Linked DNA regions of Homo sapiens: region 1 is linked to region 2. Evidence: chromatin loops called from intact Hi-C (ENCODE). Cell type or tissue: heart left ventricle. All regions are shown on one strand. Links, peaks and the distances in the headings refer to the core of each region. The heading gives the core; the rest is flanking DNA.

Region 1 (5,118 bases), core at 1,745-4,244, 150 kb before region 2:
TTTTTTATCTTCGTATCTTCCTTGGTTCTTCACACAGTGCCAGAGTAAAATGCTTTGAACAGTAGGGAAGGAGACACACAGGCTTTGGCATCTGGTGGAACCCAGGCTCAGTGGCTTATCAGCTGTGAATTGAGTAAGCTGCGTAACCTGCCAAAGCCTTAACTTCCCTACTTGTAAAACGGGGCTAACTACTCTCATAGGATTGTGAGACTTGGAGATGGTAATGTTTGTAATATCCTCAGCATAGTTCCTGGTGCTGATTCAAGGCTACCATCTCTGGAGCACTTAGCACTCAAGCGAGCACAGTGCCTTTTAGTAGGGAGTGCACGGTGGGGCATGCTGAATGTGTTATTAACTCTCTGCATCACCTGGGTATGCGTTTCTTTATACTGATATGTGTATGTGTATATATATATATACGTATGTATGTATATATATACACACATGTATGTATGTATATATATACATGTATGTATGTGTATATATATATATACATGCATGTATGTGTGTGTATATATATACACATGTATGTATGTATATATATGTTCCTGTAAAGTGAAGAAAAGCTGTCGCCAGAAAAAGGGACATTCATGTTTTATGTGTATTATGTGTGTATATACACAAACATTTGTATCTATGCATACATGTATATACACACAGACACAGATACACACATTTCAAAAATGAATGTACCTCTCTCTGGTGACAGCTTCCCTTCACTTTTTTTTTTAACATTACATACATATTTTGAAGAAAAAAGACTGATAGGATCAAAATGGCTGCAGGCATTTTATGGGCTTGGGGATTGTCTCCTCTTCCATAAAGAAATAGTAAAACAAGAGGAATGAAGGAAGAAACACAAGAGAGGTTAACAAATAGAAATGGAATGATTCACCCCCTTTTTCTTTCTTTCAAGGCCTGTGTCTTTACCCACAGATAAATAAATTCCTAACACAGTCATGCAGATTCACACATGAACAGCGGGGCTCTGCACCGTCTTGGGGTGCACCTGCAGTGCGAGGTGCTCGATGGTGTGTAACACAGCAACATGTATTGCTCCATGAATATCCCTGTGCTATCGAAACCTCCTATTGGAGAAGATATGTTAAAAGACTACCATCTTTCCAGTCCCAAATCACTTGCATCTTGGAATTACTGAGTTGTTGACCATTACTTTCCTATCCTTTTTTATTTTAAGGACTCATTGTTGTGATAAGGTTGGACACAGTTATTTTTCCTTCGAGAAACTTTGCATATTTTTATCTTGTATTGTCACAAAATAATTAGGAAAGTCTCCTAATTTCTGTATACCTTTCTCCAACACCTATCTTTCTAGCTTGGGTCTGTAAATGTTCCAGGACTTGGATTATCCCTTTGCTGGTTGAGTACCTGGCATCTAGCATATTGCAGCCCAGAATACGTGGCAGGCTCTGGGGATGCCAACTCATTTTAAGGAGAAAACACTCATTTTTCCTGTGACAATGAGCATGACATTCGCATGCTTGCATCCAGTACCGACTTGCTGCTTTTATACCAAATGGAGAGACGTTACTAAATGAACATTTCTTGCTCTTGTGTAAATAGATAGATTAATGGTGTTAAGTGAAAGCCAAGCCTGCTTGAAATGTTAACTTCCTTATGGGGTTTTGAGTTTCTCTTATTTTTGATAAATGGACCAATCTGGCAATAAAATCCTTGCACAGTAGGTTAATAATGTCATAGCTGAACTGTGAAATAGTAATGTGTGTACCATCTCTCAGCAAACAATAATCCTTGAAGCCTGATAAATCTATTTCCAGCCCAATTGCATGTTCATTGTTACCCACAACTCCTTCTTTGCAAATACAAAGCAGTTTCGTCACATGTATTTTTAAGCAGAAGCAACTAGGGAAGTCAAAGACACATAGCCCTGTGAAGGGAGGTGGGGGACAGATTCATTTTTAGCTCTTCTGAGCCCCTCCTGCCCCCAGGGCCTGAAGTCACTCCTGAGAATCCCTGCATTGCTGGTTGGGGTGCAGTGTAACCTTCCAGTCCTCCCTGAGCCCAAATCACTGATTTGCTGCTGGAAGCAGACAAGGATTGGGACCAAGGAAGCAAACATCCCCCAGGCTCTTCAGTTTTCATTGATCACTTGGTTGCAAGCAAGGTTTGGTGCTATTTAGCCCATATCCCTGATGACAAGAGAGGTGATGTGGAGACTTCTCTATGCTGACTTCCCATAGAGCTGGGAATATAGAATCTGGTGAATGTCTGCAGGCTTCAGACAGCCCGCAGCACATACAGACCTGTGTGCAGAGCACTTCAGCACCGCAGCAGATCGTAAACAAAAGACAGCCAAATGCCCTCCTTGTACTAACACAGAGGAGGAGGTATGGCCCCCTCTTGCCCATCTGTAGCCAGGGGCAGGCAAGTCCAGGGTAAAATTTACACTGCGTTGCTAAAAAAGAGAACTGTATCCAGAATCACGGGTGATTTTGAGGGGATTATTTAAGCGTCAGAATCTAAGTAGCTTGGGGCAGTTCACATAAACTTGACAAACAGGCTACTTTAGTCCTGTCTGACTGTATCAGCATAATAGGGCAATGAAGCTTTTATTCATTCAAAGAAAGGTTGAGTTTGATTGGCAGGGCAGCCTGCCTGAACGCGAGTGGCTCTTTCCCCCAACACTTCTCTGCTATCAATTACCGTTTTGAATACGAAGTGTTTCTAATGTAAAATAATGCCAACCTCTGCTTCTGTCCTCAGGCCCCAGAGTTTCTTTGTGTTATTTATTCCCAGTCTGTGACTGTTCTGAACCTTCCTCTCTTTACTGTGTTTTTTTTTCCCCTCTTCTTCTTCTTTGCAGTCTGTAAGTGATGTAACATTGCCAGCAGAAGTGAGGTTCATGCAGAAAACATTCCTGCTCTTTATTTTAATCAATAACCTCCTGGGTGAATGACATTTCCACCTTAGTGATTTAAAATCAGAAGACCAGGGGATGTCCGTGCTTGTGAATCACCCCGGGTTCCAGGAACAAAGAAGGCATTTTTGTTTTTTGTAATTTCCCCTTCACACTACAAACAACTGGGCTCTGAAGTTGATTTCATTTAGCAGTCAACTTCTGTCTAGAAAAATGTGCACAACTGAACCGAACACCGTTCTTATTTAAATCGGCAAGCGATTTGCTTCAGCTGCCATCTGTTGGCCGGTTAGCTATTTTAATTTGATGCTGGGGACATTACCTGACTTTGTATATTGCATTTTGATCTGCATCATGTTTGAGAAATATCTGCAAATGACTCTAAGGGAGAGGACTTTGAAGGATTCTATCGAACAAATATGTACATATGTTTAGTGCCGTGCTGGGCAGAGGAGTGTGGGAATGTACCAGCGTGTATATAAGACAGTGTGCATCTTACCTAATAATCTTTATGGCCAGATTGAGAATAAATTTTTCGAAATTTTCTTTCTTCCGCATTTCCAACTGACCCTTATTTAAAAGTCATTAATGTTGAGCTCTCTCATGGTATCTTTATCCATTTTTCTAAAGCTGCGGTTTCTCAGGTTATCAAGTTTATAACCCTTGTGAGCAAGTCACGGATGGTGGAGGAAGCATGATGGAGTATCTGCATGAGACGGGGGGCTGAGTGTGGGAAACTTGTGGGATCTTCTCATCCTCCCTTTCTCAGAGCACCCAGAGTTTGACAGCGCTTTGTGAGTGTTTATCAAGAGCCTCCCAAAAGAGGCCGTGGGGCGATTTGCGAAGTGCACAAGGCAAAAAGTCAATAGCCTGTTTTCTTGTGCTGGCTGGGCTTCTTGCCATTAATTAGTTGTGTGATTTGGGGCTAGTCCTTTAACCCATCTGCACTTCCATCTCTGTGTGTGTAAAATGAGGTGATTGTACCAGGCGATCTCTAAACACCCTTCCTGCCCTGATGTTCCAGAAAGCCTGGTTCGGGAGAGAGAGAGACAGACACAGAAAGGCGTGTGGCCCAATCTCTGCTCTCAAGTATTTCAACCATAGGAGCGATTAATATTCACTACACAGATTCAAAATCGGGGCTACTCCAGGGCTGGGGTGCCCTCCTGTCCGTTTCTTTTCTCCTCTAATAAACTCAAATTGCCTACAACTTTTCTTTTTATTATTATTATTATACTTTAAGTTCTAGGGTACATGTGCACAATGTGCAGATTTCTTACATATGTATACATGTGCCATGTTGGTGTGCTGACATGCACACATATGTTTATTGCGGCACTATTCACAATAGCAAAGACTTGGAACCATCCCAAATGTCTATCAATGCCTACAACTTTTCAACATGATTTTATTCTTCTCAGCATTGCCTTCCACACAATGCTCTTTTCTATATAACTTCTTCCTGTGAGGTTCTGTAATATTTGCTCTGTGCCTTTCTTTTCTCACATTCATTATCTTTCAGGTAGAAACACCCAAGAGTGTTTCCACTTGAACTTTCCTCTTTCTCAGGACAGCCTCTTTGCCAAACCCATCTTGACGCATGTACTCTCTTCCTTGAGCGTATGTGCTTGCAAACACTGTGTATGGTAGAATCATATGTTGCCACATTGAAGACATATAAGATGCCTCCAGTTTCTATGTTCACCATTGTGATCATTGATCACATATATGTGCCCAGTTACATACTGTACTGAACCAACCATCCTATGCCAGACGTTTACAAACAAAACATTCAGAAAACAGATGGGGCATAGAGGATGATAATAAGGCAGAGTGGATGGCAGGAATCAGCAGAGTGAATAATAGGGATGTAGACTAGACCAAAGGAGAAAAAAAATCCTGGGAGTTTTGGTTGCAAATTTGGAATGAAGAGAATCTATTCTTTTTTTCTGTTTATTGGGCTTTAGGACTGTGTAAACAAATTTAGGCTGGCTAGGCCAGGCATAGTGGCTCACAGCTGTACTCCCAGCAAGCACTTTGGGAGGCTAAGGCAGGCGGAACACTTGAGGTCGGGAGTTTGAAACCACCCTGGCCAACATGGTGAAACTCCATCTCTACTAAAAATAAAAAAATTAGCTGAGCACCGTGGCACATCCCTGTAATCCCAGCTACTCAGGAGGCTGAGGAAAGAGACTCACTTGAACCCGGGAGGCGGAGGT
Region 2 (5,118 bases), core at 1,175-3,674:
GTAGCAAGCACTTATGTGCCAGGCAACACTGTGCTTACTTTTATATCTGTTATGCCATTTTATCCTCTCAACAATGCTCTGATGTTGGTATTATTACCATTCCTATTTTAGAAGAGAAAATAAGCAAGGAGAGATTAAATAATAATTTGCTCAAGGTCACATAGCATGTAAATCGCTAAACCAAGATTTGAACCTATGCAGCATGGCCCTAGAGTCTGGGCTACTTAATCGCTACATCTTACCAATTCTCAAAAGAAAAAGCAGCACCAAATTTCTGTCTACGAGGATCCGTACTTAGTCCTGGCAAGAGGAGAATAGTTAGAGCTCAAAATGTTTTGGTAGATCTTGAGATTGGGCAAAGACAACCTCTCTTCTCCTAAGGCATTCTACCTGGTTGGGAAAATAGGCACAAATATGAGAGAAATTAAACAAAAATTCAAGACAGAGTCATATATGTCACCAATACATCATTAATTGCCAGTGCAGAAAGAAGGAAACTGACCTTTATTGACTATTGCATACCTGTTGTGAATGTTTGGGATATCCCCATCCCTGTACCTGAGGAACTTGGGCTTTATGTGGGAGAGAATCCCAAACACAACTAATCATAAAAATAATAGCACATTAAAGAAAAGTGCAACCAACGTTCTGTGAGGACTCAGAGGAGAGGGCAGTTAAATGCGAAGGAAGTTCAAAGTACAGAATTCGTTGAGCTTGCATTCACTGTTTACTGACGGCAAAAAGCTTCATTTATTACACAAGTGAAAACTATTAACATTAAATTGAATTAGTAGTTTCAAGGACTCTTTCTTGCCACAGTAAGTCTAGAGATATGCCATTTCTAGGTTTATGTATCCGTGTAAAACACTTGCAAAAATGAAGTTGCCATCCTTCTTAGCTTGGTGAACCTCCTTGGAGTATCAGTTCGTCATCAAATCCTACCCGTGTGCTGGCTGCCCTTGTAGGCAGGGCCACCTGTCAGAACTGGCCCTGTCTGGGAGAAATCCACCCCTCAGGCCACTACACAGAGGTGAGGCGCATGGAGAGGAGGAGCGCTAACTGCTCCGGAGAGGAAGGACTGTGATGAGCAAGGGCCTGTGTCCTGCATCTTGACTTTGAGGGAAAAACACCTTCAGTTTTCAGAGATGATGCCTTCAGTTTCAAGCTTCAATTTCCAAGAACAACCTCACTTCCACTGAAGTGCTGTCCTTCCCTTTCCTTTTCCACCCCAATTTATTCTTGGTAAGCAATTAAATCATCTACAGGTTATTTAATATTATTTAGTAGATTAAATAATCTAACTATAATAATAAACAGCAGTCTCCACCCATGGTATAGATGGTCTGTGGAGAGATTTACCATTAGGTTCCTCTGTCTAGCAAGAACATGGTCCCGTGCATTTCCTATGGGACAACTGGTAATTTTATAGCACGATGATATAAATGATGTGGGTCTGACTAATGGTAGGTGCCTTAGCTGTCTTCGTGCTAGAACAAAGGCAGGGGTACAATGCCAGATTCTTCCCATTGTTCCCAGTGAGGAACATTTGGGCACTGTATTCACTTTATATTTAGCACTTGCTTTACCATTTGATCTCTAGAGTCCACTGGAGGTATTGAGGAGAGTCAGGTTGGACAAAGTGGAATTCAGACATTGGCCACTTGCTAGCTATGCAACCTAGGTCAAAATTGTTTACCTCTCTGTGCCTCAATGTCCTCATCCACTAAATGTGGATGGTGCTATGTTGTACCTTTTCGAGTTTTATTACAATGACTTATTTAGCAGCCAACAAAAGGTAGCTATGATGATTTGCCAGTTGAGTGAGAATGGGACCCTTGCTTCTGAGAGCTCTTCCACCCAATCTCTGCAGAGCAGGAAATCCTAATCCTGGTGAGCAGTTGAACATGTGATTTCTCCTCTGTGCCTCAGTTTCTTCATTGATAAAATGGGGATAATTAATCATGCTAACTCATAGGGGATCATGTAAGGATAAAGAGGTCATCTCATGGGTGCCCTTGGCATAGCATCTGGCCCATAGTTGCCACTTTAAAAATACTTATCGAGCAGTGGCTCATGCTGGTAATCCCAGCAATTTGGGAAGCAGAGGTGGGAGAATTGCTTAAGGCCAGGAATTGGATACTAGCCTGGGTACCATCACAAAACCCTATCTCTACAAACTAAAAAAAACGTTAGCTAGGCATGGTGGTGTGTGCACGTAGTCCAAGCTACTTGGGAGGCTGAGGTGGAAGGGCTGCTTAAGCCTAGGTGGTCAAGGCTGCAGTGAGACATACCTACCATTGCACTCCAGCCTGGGTGACAGAGCCAGAAGACCCTGTCTCAAAGAAAAATAGAAGACAAATCTGGTTTAATGGTTGAGGTCTACGGAAACCAGACAGTTCTTTTTCTTATAAGAAAGGAAAGGAGAGAAATGGGAATCTAGGGTTGAGTTTTGTGTACTTACTTTTGAAAACACTTTTATGGTTGCATGTTATGTTCAGAAATGTTGAACAAATAGCATAGGCACGTGTCACTTTGTCCCTGATGGTAAAATTCCCAACCCTTTTTTCCTGGGTTTGGAAAGAGTAATCAAGGACACAATGGATTTGTGTGTTAAGGAAACACTCCACGGCTTGCATCTAGCCACTTGATCGTGCAAGGGCTGGCCGGAGCCCACCCCAGGAAGCTCTCAGTGTGACTCAGAGCCGAGTGGCTGTCCTCTTGGCTTTGAATGTTAAAGTGGAGCGAGAGTTCAAGGGCAGGGTCAGGAAGTGGCGGATGGAGCCAGCACAAGGTATTCCTGTGGACTTGGGAGATTTATACTCCTGCTGTCCATTGTTAGGGAGATAAAAATGGGCTGCGCCTTTCTTAGGATCATGGTCAGTGTTTGTCAAACAGGAGTGTTTCAGTGAGCTATGGACCACACACCTTAAAAAACAAACTCCTCTTTATTAAACCCATGTGTTTGTGAATAGACAAAGCTAGATTCATACAACCACCCACACATTCTGTCAAATGAAACTGCTCCAAAGACCAAGCAGACAGCTTTCCATAATAATATGCCTTTGTATACAGGCATGTGCTTTTTCAAAAAAACTTGGACGTGCTTTGTTTTATTGGAGTCCCTCCTGCGAGAGAGGCTGGGCAGCAGACATCTTTACCATTTACCAAATAGGAAAACGGGAGCAAGCGGAATCCTGCTCTGTAAATTATTTTGTCCCTGAAAGTCACCATCAGTGATAGTTGCTGTACACACAAATTTAAAATACTGTGATTATGCTAACCCCAGATGTTTTTTGGTTTCCTTTTTCATATACACAGGGAGAAAAGGGCAGGCTAAGGTTTTTAAATCACAGCATTCTGTTCTGTTTCATACAGTTTCGCCTTTCTCTCTGGATCCTGGCAGGAAGGGGAGGAACATGTGACCAACTTTGAGGTCAAGGTTGACTTTTCTTATAATTTAGAGGTGGAGGGGATGGGGAACATGGTCGATCAGAAATTCTGAGATGCTGATGGCCGCAGTGATGCAATCCAGACACATTGGGCAAGGAGCGCTCTCTGTGTTCAAGGTCAGAAATGTCTCCGCCCCCTTGCAGTTTGTTAGTTGCCTTCGTGAGTGGTCAGTGAGCCTTAGCCCTAAGGCAGTGAGTGAGAGTGAGCCCTGAGCTTAGCTGGCGTCAGGCGTGTCAGCTGTGAATCCTAGGAAGCAAGGAATGTTTACTTCATGCCTACTGTGAGCCCAGCACTGCATTATTAAGGTTTTCGAAGATCATAGAGGCCAAGAGAGTGGGCTCTCAAGTCAGAAGGATGTGCGTTTTGGAAACATGATCCCCTACTTGGTACACATGACTCAACCTCCCATGCTTCAGGTTTCTCCTCTGTAAAGCAGCTGCCTCACGGCATTGTTGTCAGGTGTTAATGAGATAATTTATGCCAAGAGGCATCCCTGGCATCTAGCAAGACTCCAGTAAATGGGGGCCACTAATCCCTGCACTGTGGGTGTTCCCCATTTTACAGATGAGAAGTTAGAGTCCCCAGAGATCTGAGTGACTTGCTACGACATCACAGCTAGCACGCGGGAAAACTACCATTCATTCAAACTCAGGCCCTCAGGGTCGGTAGCCTCACTGCCGTCACTATGTTGAGTTCCCACTTCTCCTGCCTTGAGGTGTCTCCTCTGCAGACACCTGACACCTGGCCCCCATCCTTATGTAGATTCTCACCAGCTTTCTCTCATTTCCCTACTGAGAAGGCTTGGCCTGGGGACCTTCTCAGGGCCAATGTCTTTTCTCCAAGAGCCAGCCCCTCTTTTAGAGAAAATAAAGCAGTTTGGGAAAAGTAACAAAGGCTGCATTTGTGTATTTTGCTTTATGGAGCTGAAAATATCTGGTAAATTGATCCAGTGGGAGTAATAAATACACATTACTTTATCTTGTTCTTCATGTCCTATACCCCTGAGCCTTGATAGAACACCACCACTTAATAGACTTAAAAAAGAGTAATTACACTCATTGGTTGTGTGATTTTTCAGCCCTCCCAGCCCTGCCTGACCTTCTAATTTAGCTCACCGTGTCTAACTAATGCATTTATATTCATCTTTTATGAAGCATGTATAGTACAGAATTGACTTCAGAGCCTTTTTCAAGCTGTCCTCCTAGGTCCCCAATCTGGTTAGTAGTAAGGAGAATGGGAGCTATCCATCTCTATGTTGGTAGGTATAGATAACACGTAGACATGGCTCAAAGCATTTTTTATCCTTTATGAAACATAAAAAAAGTATTTATTACATTTTTACTTTAAAGCTTTTATACATTCGAGCATTATTTACAGCTAAACATGCAGGCAAAAGATGCGAGTGTTTTTAAAATGATTACTGTTAATGTTTCTGCTTGTCAGAAGTGCTTAAATTTTCCTGCACTTTGTCTAAAAACTTAGTACTGTTGCCTTTTAAGAACAACACATTTAAAAGATCTTGCAAGTCAGATTTGCAAACACTGCTGACAGTTTGTGATGAATGATATTGCAAAATTTGCAAGATGTTTGTCATTTCACACAGCCGACATATTAAGGAACGGATTAAGAAACGTGAAACCCCTATGGAAAACAACCATCCCAAACAAA

The links. Peaks named below come from ENCODE experiments on the same cell type or tissue, not always from the same donor. Only the 100,000 strongest peaks of a DNase experiment are listed, where the experiment ranks them.
Region 1: it touches region 2 in a loop (1.9-fold over the local background); 3 of 110 quality-filtered maps call a loop at or near these places.

What each region holds. Positions count from the first base shown.
Region 1 is chr5:158,878,724-158,883,841 of GRCh38, reverse strand. All of the region lies in intron 6 of EBF1 (EBF transcription factor 1), which reads left to right. Among named protein-coding and RNA genes, the nearest start is that of EBF1, 220 kb to the left of the region's middle. RefSeq lists an enhancer at 2,241-2,420. In heart left ventricle, for the core only: a CTCF peak has its summit at 3,189 (motif pointing left); no DNase peak of the experiment used is centred there.
Region 2 is chr5:158,725,802-158,730,919 of GRCh38, reverse strand. The region is part of intron 11 of EBF1 (EBF transcription factor 1); the gene reads left to right. Among named protein-coding and RNA genes, the nearest start is that of LINC02227, 320 kb to the right of the region's middle. In heart left ventricle, for the core only: no CTCF peak of the experiment used is centred there; a DNase peak (open chromatin) is centred at 2,689; H3K27ac peaks cover 1,264 bases.